2 separate regions of the Homo sapiens genome follow, and region 2 is linked to region 1. A link is an interaction called in ENCODE POLR2A ChIA-PET data of the cell type or tissue named here. Cell type or tissue: Panc1. All regions are shown on one strand. Region 1 has its middle 4.7 kb from the start of LINC00847. Region 2 overlaps CNOT6 (CCR4-NOT transcription complex subunit 6).

Region 1 (2,500 bases):
TGAGATTAGGGAGTGGTGATGACTCTTAAGGAGCATGCTGCCTTCAAGCATCTGTTTAACAAAGCACACCCTGCACAGCCCTTAATCCATTTAACCCTGAGTTGACACAGCACACGTTTCAGGGAGCACAGGGTTGGGGGTAAGGTCACAGATTAACAGAATCTCAAGGCAGAATTTTTCTTAGTACAGAACAGAATGGAGTCTCCTACGTCTACTTCTTTCTATACAGACACAGTAACAATCTGATCTCTCTTTCTTTTCCCCACAGCACGTGCCCAGCTTCCTTTCAAGTCTCTGGCCAATGCAATGTGAGCAGAAGTGAAGGGGCAACTTTCAGGTGATGACTTGGAAAAGAAAGCTTAGTCCTCTGCTTCTCCTGTCACCCGAAAGAGAAACAGAGGCTTGTCTTGTTGAAGCCAGTGTGTTTGGTGTCTTTTTGTATAGTGGCTTAGACAGTGGCCTAACTAGAAGACCAAGGCTCAAAGGAACACATTTTGAGCTTCTCCACAGTTTGAGAACCTCTACATTACCTACACCAAGCCTTCCCCAGCACTCAATTTATGGAAGACCATTTCTCTTCTCATGACACATGTCCTCATGTTGCTTTGGCCTGTTTTAAAGCTTTCTCAACTCCATCTCAATAAAGAAATCTGCAGCTTTGTTGGATGAGAGGATCTAAAAAGTTCGTTCTTCCAATCGGTTGTAAATATAGACACTAATTTATAAACTGACACAGGAACACACAGCAAATTAGTAGAAAATCCGATTCCTGTTCCCTTTTCTCCTTGCATTGTTTCCTGCCAATGCTCACCATTTCTTTATCCTTTCCACTCTTCCTTGCTCCTCCTTCCCTTTAATTTTTCTCTGTTGTGCCTAAATAAGCTGTCCATGCATGGCACTCCATGGGCTCTGATAACAGACTCAACAAGACAATGACTTAAAGATGGAGTGACCAGCTGATCAGTCACACAAGTTGTTCCAGTGTAATTATTTTCACAGGTGTCTCAGTTTGGATGATAAATTATATGAACACTCTACTTACAGAACAAAGACCTTTATTTATGTCTCTCTTGCTTCAAAGTCCAAGGTGAGCATGCCTGCCTGGCAGCTCTGCCTCAATTCCTTTTAAATCATTCCTTTGTCATACTTCAGCACACTGCTGTCATCTGTATGGTTGAGCTGGACTGCTGCCATGTTGAGTCACCAGTGACTTTTTGATTCTTTAATTCCCAGTTTGACTGGCATTCCTCTGTGTGTGTGTATTTAGTTCTATGCAGTTTTATCACATGTGTAGGCTTGTGTAACCACTGCCACAGCCAAGATACAGAACAGCCAAGTTTGTTTTTGTTCACTGTCATCTCTCCAAAACCTAGTGCAATGCCTGGCAAAAAGACACTCAGTACATACTTGTTGATGGGGGAATGAATGAATGAATGGTGTGCTAATTGGGGTTTTAAGATGCAAAACCCAAGCAGTGTAAGTGAGGTACATGTGGCGGTCTAGAGGTAGGACCAGCAGGATAGCTGTGCCGTCTATCTCTGGGCCAGGCAACTGCTGCAGTCCTACCATGTCCCCAGCAGATGGGCAGGGGAAAGGCAGGGCCCAGTCTTTACAGGGGCAGGTCCTGGAGTTGCACACCTCACTTCCCCTCATATCCTACAGGCCAGAACTTAGGTGCAGGTACACACCAAGCTGCATAGGAGGCCGAGGTAGATGGTATTACTTGCCTGCAATTCTTCCTTCCCTCTTTTCTCTTACTAATGTTCACCAAAGTGGAGAGTACTTTTCCACAACTCATGCAGGGCTTTGGCCAATGGAATGTGGGCAGAAGCGAGTTTGTTAGTTCTGAGCTGAGGCCTTAGGAGGCCTCTTGTGTCTCTGCTCGTCCTCTGGCCCTGTTGCCACCCCAGGTGGTCACTGGTCCAGAGGATGAGAGACAAGTGAAGCAGCCCTGACTCGGCTCACAGCTTGAAGCAGAGCGGCCTCCACCAGCCTGCAAGAAAAATAAATGACTTTTTTGATAAGCCACTGAGAGTTTGAGGTTGCCTACCGTGAGCTCAGCCTTAACTGAGTGAGTTCTACTAGTAACGAAGGGGAGAATGAACATTTGTGGACTTCGAGCATTCTGCAGTATGAGAGGGGCCCCTCTCTGGATGGAGCAGGGAAGACCTGACCTGTAGGGACTCCTTAGGGGTCCAGAGCAAAGCCCAGGCGGCTTAGTTAGACGGCATGCTCTCCTGGGACTCTCATGGGCAGACAGACTGGAGATCAGCTGAACTGGGGCCAGCTGGAAACACCTCTGTCTGGAGACATCTTGGGGATAAAGGGAAGTTTGGGGTGGGAAGAATGATAATGGAAAGCTGCGTCCAAACAAATAAAACTGTCGCATTAACAAGTTGAAGAAGAGTTTTCCCAGTGAGTCGAGAACTGGTGCTAATAATAGAAGCCTCAAACAGCTGTGCATTTTGCCATATTAAATAGTTCATTTGTGTCTGTCTGT
Region 2 (2,500 bases), 310 kb after region 1:
AAAGCAAAGTTCTTTGTAAAATGGCCAATCAAAAGATGGGCAGGAAATGTATAAAATGAGCCTGGGACATCTTTCAGTGCCAAAAAGCTAAGTCTAATGGAGTCATCATGTCAACATGATACAGAAGCCAGCTAGAAGGGGTCCTCACAGGACAAACTATGACCATTTGAGCAGTAAGAATCATAATCACAATGAAATGAAACACACTGAATCAATACAAATCTATGAGAACCTCAAAAAATCAAGCCAAAACAAAAGAGAGATAACATAATCCTTTCTGTGCTGCAAAAAAAGAGCTGGCAATGATGTAAAAGACGAAACTACTATAGTAATCAAGACGAGGAGAGAGGGGGAGATGGGGGAAGAGACAGCATATGGACTGCAAGTCAGTCACTATCTGAAGCAGCTATTACAATATGGAGACACGTAACTAAAAAGAAAGATTTAAGTGGTTACACCTCAGCAGCAACTGGATTCAGTGTAATCAAACAGCCCTCGTTTAAGAAAAGGTCTACTCGGCCAGGCGCAGTAGCTCACGCCTGTAATCCCAGCACTCTGGGAGGCCGAGGCGGGCGGATCACGAGGTCAAGAAATTGAAACCAGCCTAGCCAACATGGTGAAACCCCATCTCCACTAAAAATACAAAAACTAGCTGGGCTTTGTGGCAGGCGTCTGTAGTCCCAGCTACTCAGGAGGCTGAGGCAGGGGAATCGCTTGAACCCGGGAGGCAGAGGTTGCAGTGAGCCAAGATCGCGCCACTGCACTCCAGCCTGGCAAAAGAGAGAGACTGTCTCAAAAAAAGAAGAAAAAAGAAAAAAAAAGCCCTACTTTACAAAACAATGATAGCTAATAAATTAAGTATGAAAGAATTTTTTTCAAGCAACATCATTTTATAATTCCCATTCGACATTATTCAAGGATTATAAAAACGGCCGGGTACAGTGGCTCATGCCTGTAATCCCAGCACTGCAGGAGGCTGAGGTGAGCAGATAGCTTGAGCCCACGAATTCAAGATCAGCCTGGGAAACATGGCAAAACCCAGTCTGTACTAAAAATACAAAATTTAGCTGGGCATGGTGGTACATCCCAGCTACTTGGGAGGCTGAGATGGGAGAATCACCTGAGCCAGGAAAGTCGGGGCTACAGTGGGCAGTGATCACGCCATTGCGCTCCAGCCTGAGCGAAAGGAGTGAAACCCTTAGAAAAAACAAAAAGGATTATACTGGGTTAAAAGCATTAGATGAATATTGGCATTAATGAAATGCTAAAAGCCACCACTACACAGATTCTACATAGATTACTTTCTGATCATAAGGTAGAAAACGTTTAATGGAGGAATAAATTGTTACCCCCTTCACCAATCTTACCAATACTATGGAGGAAGAACCAGATATTGGGGTCTCTTGATGTGGTGCAGTATGAAACACACGTCAGTAATGTTTACACCTTGATTTGAAAACTAGAGGAACTGGCCAAATGACACCAAAGGAGCAATCAGATAAAATGAGAATGTGGGATTTTCTGCAAGTAAACTGGCCTGTTGCCTTCAACAAACTGGTGTCAGCACTATTCTAGATTTGAAGAGAATTAAGGAATATAATCAGATGCAATGAATGATCCCTATGTTGGATCCACAAATCAGCAATAAAAAAAATTTTATGGACAATGAGAGAAGACATTTAACACCTAGTTCATGTTTACATTAGTGATTTGCGTGATGTTACTCTGACCAGGTATAAAAATGTGGTTTTTTGTTAAAAGCCTCTCAGACGTTTAACTATTTATTTTAGTGGGCCAGATTTTCTTCAAGGGAAATGAGACTGAGTTACAGGCAATCTTAACTGACAAGATAATATCCTGAATTTTCCCAGCACTTTGGAGCTGGGCGCGGTGGCTCACGTCTGTAATCCCAGCATTTTGGGAGGCCAAGGCAGGCGGATCACAAGGTTGGGAGATCGAGACCATCCTGGCCAACACATGGTGAAACCCCATCTCTATTAAAAATACAAAAATTAGCCGGGTGTGGTGGCATGTGCCTGTAGTCCCAGCTACTCGGAGGCTGAGGCAGGAGAATCGATTGAACCTGGGAGGCGGAGGTTTCAGTGAGCCAAGGTGGCGCCACTGCACTCCAGCCTGGTGACTGAGCAAGTCTCCGTCTCAAAAAAAAAAAAAAAAATCCTGAATTTTCCCAGCTCTTTGGGAGGCCTGGGCAGGCCAATCACTTGAGCCCAAGAGTTCAAGACCAACCTGGGCAACATGGAAGATCCTGTCTACACAAAAATTAGCCAGGCGTGGTGGTGTGTGCCTGTAGTCCCAGCTACTTGAGAGGCTGAGGTGGGAGAATGGCTTGAGACCAGGAAGTGGAAGTTGCAGTGAGATGAGATCAAGCCACTGCACTCCACCAGCCTGGGTAACGCGGTGAGACCCTGATCTCAAAAAGAAAATTTTTTTTTTTAATCTTGAATTTGACATCTCTCTCTCCTTTTACTATGCTTTTCAC

What was found. ChIA-PET counts read pairs that join two places held together with the same protein. Peaks named below come from ENCODE experiments on the same cell type or tissue, not always from the same donor. Only the 100,000 strongest peaks of a DNase experiment are listed, where the experiment ranks them.
Region 2: POLR2A ChIA-PET joins it to region 1 with 20 read pairs; 2 of 35 experiments call an interaction of 5 or more read pairs at or near these places.

What each region holds. Positions count from the first base shown.
Region 1 is chr5:180,825,036-180,827,535 of GRCh38, reverse strand. It overlaps a transcript of ZFP62 not described here. Among named protein-coding and RNA genes, the nearest start is that of LINC00847, 4.7 kb to the left of the region's middle. In Panc1, no CTCF peak of the experiment used is centred here; a DNase peak (open chromatin) is centred at 1,195.
Region 2 is chr5:180,515,859-180,518,358 of GRCh38, reverse strand. All of the region lies in intron 1 of CNOT6 (CCR4-NOT transcription complex subunit 6), which reads right to left. Among named protein-coding and RNA genes, the nearest start is that of CNOT6, 23 kb to the right of the region's middle. In Panc1, no CTCF peak of the experiment used is centred here; no DNase peak of the experiment used is centred here.